2 separate regions of the Mus musculus genome follow, and region 1 is linked to region 2. A link is a loop called in an ENCODE intact Hi-C map of the cell type or tissue named here. Cell type or tissue: heart. All regions are shown on one strand. Each heading gives the region's core, and the rest is flanking DNA. Links, peaks and the distances in the headings are about the cores only. Region 1 holds the start of Gm35835 (a long non-coding RNA gene). Region 2 holds the start of Gm51670 (a long non-coding RNA gene).

Region 1 (9,121 bases), core at 523-8,522, 160 kb before region 2:
TTAACTTGGACTTGTGCTGCCGCTAGAGTCGGCTCTGAGAAAGAGGGAAATGAGCAAATAATTTGGAACTATTAGGCTTCAATTTGAGTATCCAATCTGCCATACGGGTGGCAAGAGCTTGTGTACTTTGCAACACTAATAATCTTGCTGTTGATCCCTAGGTGTGGGGCTTCCCTTGTAACTTGGAATGGAAATGGATCTGAATAAATGAAGGTGTTTGTAGATGGTTAAGAGAAAGAAAATAATATTTGGCTTGTGTTCACTGCTCAATTAGTTTTTGTTTTCAGAAGACGCTGTGATACAGGGTGAGAGGGTTATTGACACAAAATGGCTTGCAGTTTAGGCTTATGTAATGATGGTTCACCATGTGAGCCATCACTAATCTGGTGGACTAGGTCTGTGTTTTATATAACTGTTGTCTTCTACAAAGTTAAATCAGTAAGAAACCCCAGGAATGTCAAGGTCTATGTGTAGGTTTGGTGTTTCAGGGGCAAGGAGGAGAGTCAATGTGGAATACAGGAGACAGCAGCAGTCATGGGCAAAGGAGCATGACAATCTGCCTAGGCCATGTGGCTGACAACCCGCCTGACGCTTGTTTTGACTTTGTTCTAACTGCACAACCGGTGCGTGCAGATGACTTTACATCTCAGAGCAAAATGTGCGACAGCAATGTGCTAAGCAAATGCAAACAAAAATATGCTTCCCCCACTCTAAACAAATCTCTCACACGTCGTGACAATGCCATGGCATGGCGAGAGACTGAAGACAGGGGCCACCAGAAACCAGATTGGCTCCTGGCTAAAGCCATTCTCCAGCATGCTTTTCTAGGTCACCTTCAGTGTGTTGGAGTTATTATTATTCAGTATTACACACATTTCAGCTTCGTTCATGTGTGTGCTCATGGGGAGCATCATCCATTCAATTTGTTCAGTATGTGTGTTGAGTACCTACTGTGATCCAAGAAGACGCAGGGATATTTAGAAGGCAGCACAGAAGATTGAGTGATGATACACGAGGAGTTGTAGCTTCTCTGCTTCCACCCATTCCCCCCTCTCAGTTCTAGGGTTCTTCCCCCTACTTTATGCCCATGAATACCTTCCCTGCATGTTAAGGACCAAGGCTATTTCTTTCCTTATTTTCAGGATATCTCCCTATAGTGGAACTCATTTGTTCTTTCTCCAGTCCAGTGATCCAATGGTAGGCTACTTCTTCTCAGAAGTGACCTAGTTAGTAGATGTTAAAAGTGTCTGTGGCCAGCTTATTTCTTCTGCCTTGACCATTCTCAGTTTGACAAAGCTTGTCCTGCAGTCAAAGTACAAGGATGGACAAACCTTACAAAAGTTAGCCTTGTGACTAAACTTCTTGCATTCCAAGCCTTTTGGCTTAAGCATGGCTATAGAACTCGAATTTGCCTTCTTGGAACATCTACAAGGCATTCTGATAGTAACAGAGAGCCATGCTGTGTTCTTGGTACCATGGTGCCAGAATGTGAAATTGCAAGTTCAAATTTGGTTGGGTTCAAATCCTGGCACTATCAGTAGCACTTGAATGTACTACCCTGGGGGGTAGTTAACACCTTTGTGCCCTGTTTCTCTATCTTTACAATGGAGAAGATAGAATGTAGTTTATTAGATCAGTATAAGGATCAGAACATATTAATGCATGCACTTTCATATTTGGAACACTGTAGGGCACTTGATACATGCTCAAGAAAGTCCAGTTATTAGCTAATATTCTCCAAATAAAATCATTTCCATCTACCGTGGTTTTGTACTCTCAATGGCACTTTCTAACTAGCTTTATACTCTGAATGTCTTAAGCCCCAGTTTTACAAAATGCCACCTCTGGGAGTGGATATTTCAAATGCTCAAAGTGTTTTGGAAGAGTGAGTCATTTGGAAGTAGTCCTTGGAACTCTAGTTTCAGTATTTCTGCCACCATCAATATTCATAATTTACGGAGGAGCATAATCATAGACCCCTAGCTCACAGTCTTGCCACAGTAATTTATTGAGTTTCATGGGGTGGGATTGAATGAATCACATATGGAATTTCTAGTATCATACATAGCAGTCTTCAGAAATGTTTTATGAAAACACAACAACAACAAAACAAAACCTTCAACATCATTGAACCTGAAATCAGATAGAGCTGGATCATTCCTGAGCCTCCAAATTGGTGCCTAACAAGGGGGTTTATGTGGCATCTGTATGCTGAGCACTGAGAAATGAGTGTAATTTATGACAAATACATGAGCTCACTCACATAAACACACTGGCATCTAAATCTAGATGCAATCTGTGCGGTTGCTCTATGGCATCATACTTGTAATCTTTTGTAGGGTGAGGAACCTGAGAACTGCTTCTAAGACCAGGGTAGTCTTTTGAGTTTGTCTCTTGAGCCTTCTGTACATCTATTCTGGGAGTGGTCTCATTGTGCCTGAGGACTGAGTCTGTTCTCTGTGCCCACCTGGTGAAAGACTATGTCACTCATTACAGTACTTCTTTCTCTAGAGAAGACCCTGTGAGTTGAGCTTTTGAGGAGAATGGAATGGTCTTATGATTCCATTCATCCATTGCTCTACCTGCTTTCCAAAAGTCCACTGGATCATGCCTTTGTATGTTAAGCATATTTTGAACCGTACCTGCCAACCATTGTGACTCAGTCTCACAGTCTGGCTACCCTTTACAGAGTCTGCTCTGCTACCAGACAGTTTCCTATTCTTGAGTTTTCTACCCTCAAAGCCTGTCTCCCCCAGCCTCAAGTCTAGCCTTTGCCAATCTTTTAGGTTCATGTTGCTTGCTAAGGCTCAGCATGTGACAGACCATGTAGGCCTATTGATCGTCTGTGTTTCCCTATACTGAAGTTCTATTCTGTGTACCAGGAGTGACCAAAGACATCCTGAAGGTCCCACGTTCAAAAAGAATAGAATTATATTCCAGAAGACATCGCCATATGAGGACAACTTATGCTTAGAGAGGGCATAGAAGAATTAAACCTTGACTCCTGTCCTTTGATTTGGTGGGGAGTGGAATTCTCCTGCAAATGGGAAGTAGAGGAATCGAGGCATACTGTGCTATCTCTTGGCTTATGAATGAGTGACCTGGGATAGAAGTGGTCTGGACAGATATATCCTGTTGGTATAGAAGTCCTATGGAAATCAACCAAAAGGGAATGGGCCAGCGAAGGCCAGTACCAGGAGGTATTTGGTGACCAAATTCTCTGTTTTTGAGTGATGGAATCTATGTCTCTTGTTTAGAGTTGTTGAATTTTAGTGATGGTCAATATGGGAGAGAGACGGAATTGCTTTCTAGTTTTTAGAAAAAGGCAGACAGACATGAACGAGCAACTTTGACACAATGGTGGCAAGTACGTGTTTCCAATTACTCACCCTCACCCCCACCTTTGGCCTAGTAAGAGGCCCTTTCACTGAGTCAGAACAAAGGTCAGTCCCCTGACCCATCACTCCAAGGCCTTTTGGTTGACTAGGGCGGGAGGTGGGCGGTGAGGGTGGTGTGTGTGTGTGCCAATTAGGTCCCGTTGTGATAAAGGTGGGAGGGAAGTTTTCTCCCAATTCACTGACCCTTGAAGGAACTTCATCACTTTTGTTTTGAGGCTGTGTGGGGGTTGGATGGAGGCAGGGCACTCTTCCTTCATCTGTCTATAGTCAGCCCTGGAACAGGGACTGTCCTTGTCGTCCTCATATCCTAAGGATAGGTGGTACTTTAATGCCTCCTCTACATAGTTCAATCTGTAATCTCACTAAGTTGACGTTGGGATAGGAAGAAAACAATGGAAACATGTAGACTAGCTACTGGTACAATGTCTGTTTAGTTTTAGAAATCACATCTACATCCGTAAAGCATGGCAGATGTCAGCTCCACTGCCCACCACCCCTTGCCGGCTCCTCCCCTTCTTCTTAATGTGGAACACAATGAACTAATTCCATAAGAAGCAATTCAGAGAAAAGTGAAAATGTAATTTACCGGGGTTCAGCTAGGACGCCCATCTTGTTCTAAATCCAACAAGTTGATCACATGTGAGGGGCCCCAGCGTACCCTAAAATATATCCATTAATTCCCAGAGATTAAAATCCATGTGCTTAAAAACAACCACAACAAAAATACCAGCTGCCTTTTGAAAGCAAGGGCGTTGGGAAATGAATGGAATCTCATGCTCCTGCTCTGTGTTCAAGAGCTTCGATGGCTACTGTGTTACATCAGGTATGTAATGAATGACAATGGGCGAGGAATCTAAATAGAAGAGGGGTGCTTGAGTAACTGTAGTTTTTATGTTCAGGGGAGCCCGAGAGAGAAAAGCCGCATTGTACCTCGGATTAATGGAGCTGCAGGATTGCATTAATGACAGCTTTGCTTTTTAGCAAAAAGGAAGATAGTTAGGGCAGTCAAAGAGAACATGGCTAGAATGTGCTCTGCTAATTGGAAATGTATATTATCTTGAGGCGATGTGTGTGCCGGGGAGGGGGCTCGGGAGGATGTGAGGGGGAGGCACAGTAAGAGGGCTGCCAGAGAGACTGGACCCAGGATGCCCCGGATTGGGTCCTACCAGCAGGGCAGTTAAAGGGTCTTTTCTTGTTGATAGGAATGGCCAGTGCCTGGACCCCACCCTCCCCCACTCCCTTTTAATTCAATGGCTACGTGGGGGCTTCTTTGATGGAGGCTTTGAAGTCGGTGGCTTTGAGATTACTCTTCCTCTGTGACCTTGACCACCAGCCATGAGGTTAGTAGGGAAGGGGAGGGGAGGAGGAAGGCTCTGGAGCTGGAAAAAGAGAAGGAAGGAGAGGGGAGGGACAGCATTTCTGCAGCATTCCAGGACTTTTCTGATCGCTCGGCAAAGCTGAAATATGATTGCAGCCTTTGCGCCGGGAAGGAAAGAAACCATTTAAATGAAAAATTAGCTGCCTTAGCGGGTCAAGCACATAGTTACATTAATGTCGTGTAGAACAATAAATCACCTTCGATCTCCAATTGAAAAAATGCTAATTTAGCTCAGCGATTCACTGATTGTACTTTGCTTCGATAGAAATCTTTTATTTAATGCGAAGCCGTGATTTGACAGCCTCCTCTAATGGTGCTCGCAGCCTCTCAGCATCTCAGTGGAATTCTGATCATGGTTTTAATATTCCGTGCAGCTCTGCCCCCTCTGATTTCACGCTCACACATTAACGAGAGCTGACACTGGAGATTAGACGCAGACAGCTGGAATGCCAGGGCTTTGTTGCGGCATGGACTGCAGCCAACGTCGTTCAACCACAGCCAAGAGGGACCTGGGAAAGTCTTCTTAAGAAGGAGGGAAAGGCAGGGTGCGGGGCTGGAGGGAGGGTGGGAGCGGGGGATGGGAGCCCAAAGAAAGGCAAGGTACTTTCTGAAGGACACAGGATAATGGAGATTTTTCGAGGAGCCCTTTCCTCGTGGAAATTCACATTTGAATCGGTTCTGGTGTGTGTTAGAGGAAGTAGGTCATTACAGGGAAATCCCAGACTGGTTCAGTATTTTTCTTTAAACTCCTCTGAAATTACAATGGAAGGCTGCGAACGATGAATGGAAACGGGCTCCCAGTCTCAGCCAGCCGCTAGTCTGAGAAACAATGGTGATTAGAACAGGACTGCTTACATAAGGAAATGTGTGTTCTCTCTTCGCCTTGAAAAAAAAAATCACTTAGTTCCAGGTGGATAAGTGGGGAACTAGAACTAGATCTATGAGCCCGGGCTGCCTGCACAGACTAGTGACTACTACCTCGACGAGAAAGGAACTCTAGTCGCCTTGATCCGAAGACAGTGTTTCTTGAGACCAGAAATCAAATAAAGATCCACAGTTTCATCTACACTAGCAACCAGGGCTCAGCCAGTGCCTTACTGCAGAGAGGGAAGAGGAGGGCACCGCCCTAGTCTGCGATCCAACTTTCTCCTGGAGAATGACTGAGAATCAAAGTAGCCCTGACTGCACATTAACACCTCGTCAAAAAAAAAAAAAAAAAAAAAAAAAAAAAAAAGGCTTCTGCTCCCGGGGGAAAGCAATTGAGTAGAAATAACAAATGTCTTCCTTGCTAACTGTATCATCATTAATAATAATTGTACTTTGCATTTTTATGGGATCCTAGGATTCTTGAGGTCTTTATAAATATGCATGGGAGAGAGGGTGATGGGGAGGCTGAAGGATGAATAGAGACGGATGTGCCCATTCAGGATGTTAGGGTGGAGTGACTGAGGCCTGCCACCGCTGCAGGGGATTACCTGGGACTAAAGAACAGCCAGCAAGCAAGTCCCAAAGCCTCACACTGCACCTGGGCTGGTGCCTACCAGATAGATAATTCCTCTACTGACACCTATGACTCGCACCCGTGAACCTGGCTTTTGGGTGGGGGAAGGTGGAGGAACTGATCTGCCTTGAGTAACTTTGTCCTATATTTCTGACTGGTACTGTCCTTTGTCCTGGTTGGGTCACTGTCACCAATATAGCTTACAAGCTGTGTTATTGAGCATGGAACTAGACAATATTCTTATTGAAAGGAAATATGAGTTGGGACCTACTATATATATATATGTGTATATATATATATGTGTGTATATATATATATATATATGTATATATATACACACACATATACATCATATGTACATATTTGCATGCCCATATATATATACACACACACACATATATATGTGTGTGTGTGTGTGTGTGTGTGTGTGTGTATGTATAGATTTGATTCCTACAAGCAGCTCATAACTGCCTATAATTACAGCCCTACCCAGAAGATCCAATAGTCCCTGTCCTCAGAGGACACCCCCATGAATGTTCACATACCCACATGTATACACACACACACACACACACACACACACACACACACACACACACCTACACATAATTAAAAAAATGATAGATCTTTTTAAAAACTAGGAGATCATATCACAGTGGTTTAGGGCCTGTAGCTTATACCACAGCACCTAAAGCCAAGTAATTAAGAACAAATCAGATAGACGTGTTCATGAATCTCACTTCTCTTAATATCACTGTGGAGTTAGCAAGGTTCTTAGCTTTTCTAAATTTGTTGTTGTTGTTTGTGAAATACAGATTTTAATAAAATAACCCGTGGCAGAGTACCTGACTGGTAGGAGCCACTCATTAAAGGTCAATTATTACTGCTCATGTTATTTACATGAGGCTCTTAGAAGCACTCAATAGGGACACACACAGGTGAACATTGCCTAACAGACTCCTTAGTGTTCATAGTACCTGCTCATTACTGTTAAGTAGCCTGTGAGAATGAAGCGTTCTAAAGCACGCTATTGTTCTCACTACTATCTTCCTAATAGATTTACACTATACTCAAGATCCTGAAAAAAAAAAACCTCAAAGCATCTTTGAAACTATTCTTTAGAATGATGACTGGGAAGCTGGGGAGATAGCTCCGTTGGTAAGGCCTACCTTGTAAGCAAGAATTCACAAGTTCAATGCCCAGAACCCATATGAGAAAGCCAGGTATGATGGCACACAATTGTAATTCCCACGCTGGGAAGACAGAGATAGGTGAATCCCTGAGAATTGTTAGCTAGCCAGCATCACCTGATAAGGGAACCTCAGGCCAGTAAGAGATCCTATCTCAACAAACAAGGTTTGTAGTGCTTATAAAATGACACTTGAGGTACACACACACACACACACACACACACACACACACCAGTACTCTTGGTACTGTGTCTTAAACATCTTTAATTACATCACATTTCCATCCTTGGAGGATGGATTTCTCAGTGGGAGCTACTAAAAGCTGTCCAGAAGCTATCTATGTCTTATGAATCTGGTGGGCAATCAAATTGGGAGAACGATTTTTCAGAAATACAAATTAGATTTGCTTTTTGTAAACTGAACCTGACCTCAGTTCCAAGAAAGCCTTATTGAGCAAATGTAGCCATTTTAGAATATGCCTATGATTTCCTAAAAAGAGAGTGCATAGAAAGAGCTATCATTCCTGGTACATCTGTAAGGGGGAGACTGGAGCGCATTATTTCATGATCACAGCTTATAAACAGACTTCCAGGAAGGAGCTTATAGTTCCATGCAGCAGAAAAAGACACCTTGAATGCTCTTTATGTTTTATCTTTATGTTTTACTGTGCTAAACACCATGACCCAAAGCAACTTAGGAAAGGAAAGAGTTAATTTTAGCTTATACTTCACAGTCCACAATGGAAGAAAGTCAAGCAGAAAACAGAAAACAAAGATAAAAGCTGTTTATAGGCTTGCTTTTTGTTCCCTGCTCAGTGAACTTTATTAACTAGCATAGACCCACCCACCTAGAGAATGATGCCGCCCATACTGGGCTGGCTCCCTCATAGCAATCATCAATCAAAACAATCTCTCACAGACATTGCCCCCAGGTCAATCTTATTGAGATAGTTCTTCAACTGAAGTTTCCCTTCTCTAGGTGAGTCCAGGCCTTCCAGAGTTGATGAAAACCAACCAGAACAACAAGTTCTTTGCATTTTACTGAAACCTCAAGTTCCGCTGCTCTTGGTTTTGCCCTCTGAGCTTGTGTGCAGCTTTAGTGTAGAGTTCAGTTTGCTCGTTTTTTCAGGATTCATTGTTCATCTTCTGGGTTTCTGATGCTCGCTAAGCCCTCATCAGAAAGGCATACCTATCATAATAGTGAAGAGAAGAAAATGCTATTCTTGAGGGCACATGGGCATGGCCAGATCCTGGAGATGCAATGCAGCATGCTGAAGTGTGTGAACTTGTTCTTCGAACTGAGAGGCAAATGTTGGCCTTTACAGCTAAAGAGAATCATATTTACTTCAGTGTTCCTTTTGGTTCCATCACACCCTCATTCTAAGTTTCTGTGTCTTAAGAATGAATCAAACCTTGTACTCCTTTTATTAACGATAAGCACAACCAAATTGCAAATTATTGTTGGTCCTTATCTGGAGTAAGTCTTTGTCAAGGAGAGAGAAAACCTGTCCTGAATCCCACCCCAGAAAGATCCATAAACTGTAAACTATTGCAGTTTTAAAGAGTTGGGTTTGGCTTGAAGAGTTTTAATTCATAACCCGTATGTAACCCGTATCCCAGGGCTGGGAACTGTGGCAGGCTTCTGAGAGCCCTGG
Region 2 (9,121 bases), core at 312-8,311:
AGCTCCCAGCCTTATTTTTTTTTTTTATCTGCCAGGCTGGATTTGCGCTTTTAAAGATCAGTATCAATAATAGCCTGCTTGTTTCGGTTACACTCTCCCTCTAAAAAGACAGTCCCCACTAATTGATGCGTCTGGGCTAGTCTAGACTGGTAGTGATTGAACCAACCACCAATTATGTTATTCATTTCACTGAACTTCACTGATGGGCTCCATGAGGAAGAGGGGCTGTTGAGAAACCTGCCCTTGCAATGAAGCAGTTGCCTGCTAAAATATAAAAACCTGTGTGTCACACGCCCTGCTGAATGCCTGAGCACCCTGCTTTAGTCTGAGAGTGGGAGGAATCCACTAGAAAGCCTGGGGAAAAGAGAAGTGCCCCAGAGTACAAACCGAAACATTTGCTATTAGTTATGTCTTCCGATCATTTGAAATCACAGAGAAATTACAGCTATCATAGCTTTATTGATCATGCACCCGTTTTCTATCAGATAGGCTGCGTACATATCTTGCCTTCAAAAGCACCAAATGTCTGCCGGTCTTTTGCATGTATGATGTGAGTATATATATTGCCCATGAGTTAAACTGTTGTACTGCCATAATTTCTACATAGCTATACATACGCATTGGCTGAAATGGGGTGGGGAATCGTTAATTATTTTATATAAACTCACGGGCAATCACTTACAGAACTGTAAGCTTTGAAGCACATTCCACCAAATGCTGCCAAGTAATAGTTAAATTACAGCCGCACAGGAGGTTTCAACAAAAGACACAGCACAGTTGTTACACACTTCTCAGTTCAGCGTTCTGATACAAAATGCTTTCTTGACTGCAGTTTGGATTAAAATGAGTCAAATTGCGATAAATGCTTAAAAAAAAAAAAAGAAATCGCAAACAGTTTCCTTCACCTTCCACTCCGTGTGCACAATGAGGCTATTCCAAAATCTTTCCAAGAAGAAAGCATTGGGGGTCTGGGTTGATTTAGGTATTTTTTCCAAAAATGAAGAGAAAGGTTGGGCTGAGGAGAGTAAAACGGTTTAAAGGAAACCACACACCCAGAATTTTCTATAACAAAGACAAGGTAAAGCACCTCGTCCTTCTCTCCCAGTGTGAGGTGGAACTGAGGTGTGGGACTCCCCCTGCCATGGAAAGTTACAATCTCAGAAAACTACAAAGTAGGAAATGCTCACAATCGCCTCGAGAGGGGATTATTTTGAAATGGGGTTTGATATTACCAATAACTTTGTCAGGTAGAATTAACATCCTTGATAGCCATCTTTCTAATTTCTAAAAGAGAGCCATGAGCATTGATTGACCCCCCACAAAGAATGCAACAATACCAAATTCACCCAGCTATTTCTTTCACTCCATAATATTTAGAAAATCCATATCTATCGTTCTTTACTTTAAAGTCCATCATGTATAACATTTTTAGAGTACCAAACCAAGGAGGGAGAATTCTTTCTTCCATTTTTGTTCTCACAAAATCTTTCAAAGTAACACGTATTTTATCTTGCCTGATCTCTTAATTCCCTTCCTTTGTATTGAATACAAGAGTTGAATATTTAACCTCTTCATTTCGTCCAGACTAGAGGTGTATGAATACCTCCGTCAGTGAAACCTCTGTCTGGTAACAGAACACACGTAGACAATGCAGATAGAATACATTCCCATGCCCATTTTAATTGGGCACAATTTTGAGATTAACTGTTGAGCTTAAAAGTTGGAGGCATGGGGCATGCTGGGACTTCAGCTGAGATGTTCTGAGGCCAAGCACCAGGTACTGAGCTGTTGGTATTACGCTCCGATAGTACTGTGTGTTGCTCTCAAGGAATAGATCCGCCAGCCTCGGTATCAGCCATATATATACACAGGCGTCCATAGCAGCCAACACAGGATGCTAACATACTATGCCTACTTTTACAGAAGCCAGGAGCTGCCACTCGGGTCACCTGATCCCATCTAACAATGGAAGCCTCAAGGGTGTATTACCATCACTTCTGACAAACTTTTCTCTCTCTCTCTCTCTCTCTCTCTCTCTCTCTCTCTCTCTCTCTCTCTCTCTCTCTCTCTCTCTCTCTCTCTGTGTCTCTCTGTCTCTCTGTCTCTCTCTTCCTTAAAAGACAAAAAGTTCCTTCAGCGATGCAAAGGCACGACCCGCAGCTCCCAAGAGCCTAACCCGTGGATTTAAACGGTAAACATCACAAGTTAGGGTCTCAGGGACTGAGGGGAGCGCAACACGATTCCTTCATTCTTTCTTGAGACAAAACAAAGCAAAAATAAAATAAAAATGACAGGCAATTTCGGTTGCAGACTCGTGAGTAAAATGCAGCAAACAGGTGGTCCAGTGTGACTACATCCTGGCTCCCTACACCTCTCCCCTTCACAAAATTTAGATTCATTTCTGTCTCCATACAGCCCTGTATATGCAACACACACATATATACCTGAACATATAAATGTCTGTTGTATCAAAGGAAACTTTGTAGCTTTGGGTAAAATCATTTACCAAATTGGAAAATAATATGAATAAGCTCAGAAATGTCCAGTTCTATTTGGAAAGAAAAGAAGCGATCTACAATTGGAATTAAACATCTCTTCAAACCGTTCATTTGTTAACTAGCACGATTGACTGCGGAGAGGAAAATATGCATCTGCCTTCCCCCAGGGCAAGCGTGCCTCATGCAACAATCCTAAGAGATGGGGTTTGCGGGAAGCAGGAAGCAGGAATCGGAGGTAAGATAGGTTTTTTAAACTCACCCATTTGAAGTGGAGCATAGTTGCAGAGCTTCCAGGAGCGCCATCGGGAGCAGGGGGAGAATGTGAGCTCTAGGCTGGGCGAGGTGTTCAATAGGACAGAGAATGGGGCGGGGAGGGAAGGCGGGGGCAGGAAGCGATACTCCAAAATCCAAAGAAGACCGTAACTCTGTGGTTTATGCTTTGACCGGGGGTGGGGGGTGGGGGGAAGGCTGTTGGGTGGGAGTGGAGGGAGGGGCTGGGGCTGATCGAATTTGGAAAATAGTCGGTTAAAAAAAATAGAAATAAATAAATAAATCGAGAGAGAACGAGAAAATCTCCCAAGGACTGCTCGGAAAAAAAAAATTCTTTTTCTTTTTCTTCTTCTTTCTCTAGCATTCAGAGTTCTGTCAGTCTTGCAAAGCTGGCCCTCCTCTGCATCAGCTGCTTGGCTGAGGCCAAGGCCAAAATCACCCAGAGCGAGCACCAGCCTGTCATTTGGTAGACGCAAAGTGGGAAGGGGTGGGTGCGAGCTGGGGAGATGCTCCCCCACCCTCGCCTCCCGCTGCGGATCCTTTGAAGCCTTTGGCCAATATTTCAGAAGAATCCGAGGCGTAATCCCCCTCCATCTTCACAGACAGCTACTAGTGCTGTACCTGATAGAGTCGCTTTCTCGAACCTCCTCTGCCTGGAAGCGGCGCTTTCCTGTGCAGACTCAAAAAAAAAAAAAAAAAAAAAAAAAAAAAAAAAACACCACGAAAGGGAGGGGAAGCCTATGGGAAGATGCCTCTTTAAAAATTTTTCTTTCCCCTCACCCCTCCTTTCTTTCTTTTATCCCAGGCCTGAGCAAAGTAGATGGCTGGCTGGGCACACAGAATAACAAAGCACCGCTGTAAGGAAGACACTGGAGGGGGCCCTTAGACTCAGAATAAAAAAAAATTAATAATAATAAATAAAAAGAAAAGGAAAATAGCTAACTATTTTAAATATGCTTTCATATACAACTAGAAACAGTTAAGAGCTCCAGGCTCACCCCCTCCTCACCAGAAGAACTACAATCATGCCAGCCAGCCAGCCCGCTAAACCGTGTCTTTTCCTTCACTACATGGTCTGTTTAGAACACCTCCCCAACACACACACACACACACACACACACACACACACACACACACACACACAGACAGACACACACCACAGACACATACAAAACTTTTCTTTTTTTCCTCACCTCTGTAGGTTCAGCTCATACACAGTCCTTGGTTCAGCTCATGGTCTCTCCTTTTTTCTCTCCCTTTTGCTCTCCGAAAAGCCAGACCGTCATCACCATACCTAGTCTCTCTCTCTCCCTCTCTCTCTCCCTCTCTCTCTCTCATATTAATAATAATAATAGCCCTTTCGACATAGCAGCATGAAGTGGCTGCCTTTGAGAAAGCACATTTAATCTTTACTGGCTCCCCTAGGCTTCACTGAAGAAGAAGGCAAGGGGAGAAAAAAAGGAGAGAGAGGAAAAAAGGCTTGTAAGGGAGGCTGCTGACGGACAGCAAGCATCAGGCACAAATCAGCGACAAGTTGAATTTTCCTAGACCACACTGCCCCCTTTCTTCTCGGCTCTCTCCCTGGGCTCCTGGAAAGCCCCAGTGTCTGGTTACAAGAGGCAATGGGTCTCTTTCTGCCAGCCATGGTACAGATTCCTCTCATGCCTGCTTAAACCTCTGGCAGAGTAAGGAATCGATATCCCCCTCTAATCACCTTTAGCTCTTTGATGGCTTCCCCCCTTTTTCTGAGAATCCACTTGGCTTCCCTCGCATCTCCCCCCCCCCCTGCCCTGCCAGGCACTGGCATACAAAGCTTGCAGGCTGTCATCTCTCACTTCCTTCCATATCTTGAAGACAAGCCTCTTCGAAAATTCTCTCGAGCTTGCTCTCTCTGTGTTGTAGCATGTCTCCTCCCGGACTAGCAGCACCGGATGCACGGAGACATCTCCCTGACTACTAATGAGATCAAAAATACACCATCAGGTCAGGGGAAACTAGACATTGTAATATATACATTATATATTATATATGTACATGAATATATATTCTTTTGCTAGATCAACAGTTCAGGTAGCCCATTTTCTAAGTGGGGGGTTGGAGCACGTTCAAGATGGTGAATGTGAAGAAGTGAGACCTCTGGTGCAGTGTGGTTCTTTGGCCAATTGTTTGGCATCCACACACGAGTGCGGATGAGCACAGGTGAGGCTGCTTGTGAAATTCTCCTGTTCTTCTTTTTTTTTTTAAATGGGCAGATAGTCAACAACACCCCAAACATTTCTTTGAAATTTGTGTGTGAAAGCATAAAAGAGCAACAACTCAAGTCTATATTTAAGATACATAGACGCTCTTCAGGCACACAATGACCATGATGCTAAAACTCTTGCCTTTGAATGGCCGAGTTTTGCCGGTTGCCTCCGGTTGCAATGTGCACTAATTTGCCACTTATGGTCCTGGGATTTGGAAAGCCACTCACTCAGTCTCCTCCGCTCAGCCAAACCCTTGGCTTCCGCGGCAGGCATTTTCCTGATTCCTGAAGCATTTGTATCCCCCCCCCCCAATTCATCAGCTATAGGCATACTTTATTGATCAGCCTAATGTCCCTCAATAATGATAAGCAATACTTCGGATGATGAAAAAGAGCAGAGAGAAAGAGGGGGGCACAAGAAAAAACAGAAGCCACCCCCCAAGAGACGAAGGGTTTGCTGTCATAGGTTTTAAACGCTTGCCTTTTGTACAGTGTCCCCTCACAGTTGGTACCACTCCCAAAATTAGGGTCTCTACTTATCTATAAACACAGGGATTACTGCTGTCTTAACCCAGTTTTCCCAATGAGGCTAGAATCCTGCAGACAACAGACAGTGCTGTGTTAAAATAGAATACGGGCTTCTGTAAATAGCAAGAAAGGGGGAAAGGCAGCCAAAGATGCAGGTTCCCTGTAAGTGGGTGTTTTAAAAGGTAGTTTCTTTGTGCTCATCACAGACGTTCATGGTGCTTTGTCTCTGACGGTGAGACTTCAGATGCACGGCTGGAAGCCAAAGGAAAGGGAAGGAAGAGCTCCTGAGATGAAGCAGCAGAGGAAGGGGAAAGAGAGGGGAAGAGAAGGGAGGGAGAGGAGGAGGGAGAGGAGGAGGGGAAGGAGGAGGAAGTGGACAAATGGGCAAAAGAGAAGAAGTTCCAGAATGTTGGAGGATCTTTAACACTTTTTTTTTTTGTCATGACTAGGTAGGAGGAAGGTGTTTGCCAGGAGTTGGTGACTGGGTCAGAATCCTTTTCAGATTTGGCCGACTGGGTGTTTGTACTAGACTGATAAAGAAAAGAGAGAGGGGGGAAGGAGAGAGAAACATGCTAAAATAATCAAAAAGGGTGGAGCTGTCAAAAAAAAGATTTGACTCATTGGGTGCCTCCCTGTAATGCCAAGATGACTCATTCCTAAGGAGGCTCCTTGGTTGTCTAGTATATATGAGGGTCTGAGAGCAGGCCACTGTACCCAACTGGAGAGGACAGACAAACAGAATGACATTCTCCAAACCCCTCTGATTGACAGTAACAGTCTAGCATAACTTCCACACACTAAGCTAGTTCATCCTTGTCTGTGTTCACTTTGCTTACAAAGATACACAAATATATGACTTGTGAAAGTTGGGCTAAGGAACACATCATTTTCTCCATACAACTCAGCCATGTCTTCAGAGGATACTTATTTCAAGCAGTTAACACCTGACCCCAATTTCTGTGGGTAATTAGTGAGCTAGATAAGCACACAAAGTGGGTAATTATTTAGTACCCAAGGGTACGCTAGAAGTGGGTAGTGGCTTTGTTAGCAAAAGCATATCTCTAATTATTGTATCTATGATGGGTGTTTTAAAAATACCAGTTACTCTATCAAGCGAACCATGATAAATAAGTAACTGTTTTACTGTCCTCAGCATATACATACATGTCTTCTGTCATGGTTAAGAATATTTACCTCTAATGTATGGAGTGTGCTGAAGATTAATTAGTTAACAACTGTAAGACTCTCGGAAGATTAAATGAGCTAGAGAGCTTCTAAATACAGTATTAGTATCACTATTGTTGCTTTGGCTACATTATTTCTGGCTGAGAGATGTTGAAAGGAGTAGATGCTATTGTTCAGCCTATGTCTTGGTCTGATGGTAATGCAGAAGCCACAAACATAATGAACATGATGGTGAAAAGTGGTGGACTGCCTAACAGTCTAACAGGCTGGAAAAGAGAAGTCAACGGTATTGAATTGACAGCTGGCTCAGGTTATATCTGAGGAGTTAGGGCAGGAGGTGGAGAGAGCGAGGAGCAACAGGAAGAGTCAGGGATGAGTCTGAATCAGCTGAACCACACCCTCCTTCTAAAGTCTCCTAGCCCTTTGAGAAAGCACAAATGTACAGAAACCCCTCAAAGAAGACATCTTTGCAAGTCTTAGGATAAGCTTAGCATGATCACATCACCTATATAGTATTTGTCGTGGAGAAGAACATCTGTATAGATTGTGTAAGCTGATGCAGATGCTTTTTAAAATACTGGGTTAAGGACAGGCACATACAGGCCAACCACAGAGATCTTCAAGCCAAGATTGGAACCATGAAAAAGAAGCAGTTTATTGCTTTTATAAATCATGTCTAGGGTGAGAAGGATACTATTTATTTTTACTAGGAAGGAAAAAAAGGGAGAGAAAGACAGACAGAGACAGAGAAAGAGGCACAAAGAGAGACAGACAGACAGACAGACAGAGACAGAGAGAGGCAGAGACAGAAGGAGTCCATGCATGCTTTAGGGAGCTGATCCTGGAGCAAAAATAGCAACAAGGAAAACTTAACAAAAACTTACTACTTTCTCTGTGAACATCTATCACCTTGAGTCTGTTGTCTGGGTCTAGCAGAGGCAGGACACATAGAGGCCTCTGGAGTCCAAATCTTCAAGATGGCTCACACATTTTTTCTTTCAAAGCAATGTTGTCCTGGGGATTAACCTAGAGATATGGGAGGGGCAATCAAGAGGGAAGTGGAAGAGAAATCTGCAAAGACGTTGTATTCTGTCCAGCGGATGCTTCTAGGGAACTGGGGAGAGTTGGCCCCCATCCTTCAGCCCACAGTGAAACAGTTGAAATCTCCTTCACTGGCCAGGACACACGTTGAGGCTGTGATTGGAGACTAACATTGGAGTGAATATTTGTGAAGTGTTTGAGAACTGAGAGGAAACTTCTCCAAAAGCCATCCAAGCCAGTCTCGTGAACCGAAGCCTAGTGTTTGTCACCCCCTCTCTGAGCTCAGAACTACAAAGGCTAGCTGGTATTCTCCAACCCGCCCAGCTTCTTTCAAACCCACAGACTGTGCCAGACTTGGCCCCACCTCCCCCTGCAGCTGATTCTGTATCCCTGCTCCACACTATGCTGCAGGGAAGGCGATTTCCATTTTAATTGCCCTACCTGGCTCGCCCCTCTGTCACTAGTCTTGGTTCTTGGTTCTTGGCAAGATTTCAAAGGCCCAATGAATTGTTTTGCCTCCCCCTAATCTTAATCTTCAACACATCTGGTTCCTACTTCCCCCAAATGTGATCCTTTCAAACAAAACCTTCTCCTCTTCTGCATTGTCTTGCATTATAGACACGACTATCTGCTTTCTTTGGCCTCTCTTACTTTTGCCTAACTTTCTCTTCTCTTTCTTCTCTTCTCTTCTCTTCTCTTCTCTTCTCTTCTCTTCTCTTCTCTTCTCTTCTCTTCTCTTCTCTTCTCTTCTCTTCTCTTCTCTTCTCTCCTCTCCTCTCCTCTCCTCTCCTCTCCTCTCCTCTCCTCTCCTCTCCTCTCCTCTCCTCTCCTCTCCTCTCCTCTCCTCTCCTCTCCTCTCCTCTCCTTTTCTTTTCTTTTCTTTTCCCTAATATAATGGAGGGACCTGAAGGAAAGCCAAAGCCTTTTCTTTCTAGCCTTTCCACCTGTACTAAATCATCTCAGACAATCTAAAGCAATTTAAGGCATTTCCTAGATGTTCACTAAAAATGATCTGGAGTCAGCAGAGAACAGGTGTATGTGTGTGGCAGGGTCAGAGACACATAGAGAGACACATTCAGAAAGATAGAGAGGGAGATGCAGAGAGCGAGAGAGAGAGAGAGAAAGAGACAGACAGACAGAGACAGACACACAGAGAGGAGAGATACAGAGAAAGAGAGAGGAGACAGAGACAGGGACAGAGACAGTGAAAATTTACCTAACTGTATGAATGCAGTAGGAAAGGACTTCAGGCAAATAACTGGAGGGTGTTACTGTGGCAAGAATATACAGATCACAAACACACATGCACACACACACACACACACACACACAGAGAGAGAGAGAAGGGAGTAGG

The links. Peaks named below come from ENCODE experiments on the same cell type or tissue, not always from the same donor. Only the 100,000 strongest peaks of a DNase experiment are listed, where the experiment ranks them.
Region 1: a loop joins it to region 2, with 2.8 times the contacts of the local background. A loop is called at or near these places in 8 of 42 quality-filtered maps.

What each region holds. Positions count from the first base shown.
Region 1 is chr9:41,732,221-41,741,341 of GRCm38, reverse strand. It overlaps Gm35835 (a long non-coding RNA gene), which reads left to right and starts at 3,893. Exons shown (of 5, transcript XR_379295.4): 1 at 3,893-4,221; 2 at 4,601-4,738. RefSeq lists an enhancer at 3,381-6,364. In heart, for the core only: no CTCF peak of the experiment used is centred there; a DNase peak (open chromatin) is centred at 5,321; H3K4me3 peaks cover 1,692 bases; H3K27ac peaks cover 2,938 bases.
Region 2 is chr9:41,575,039-41,584,159 of GRCm38, reverse strand. All of the region lies in intron 4 of Mir100hg (Mir100 Mirlet7a-2 Mir125b-1 cluster host gene), which reads right to left. It overlaps Gm51670 (a long non-coding RNA gene), which reads left to right and starts at 4,514. Exons shown (of 2, transcript XR_003948129.1): 1 at 4,514-4,967. Mir125b-1 (microRNA 125b-1) reads right to left here and starts at 2,234; the gene lies at 2,158-2,234. In heart, for the core only: a CTCF peak has its summit at 4,337; DNase peaks (open chromatin) are centred at 2,769, 3,259 and 4,329; H3K4me3 peaks cover 4,597 bases; H3K27ac peaks cover 4,419 bases.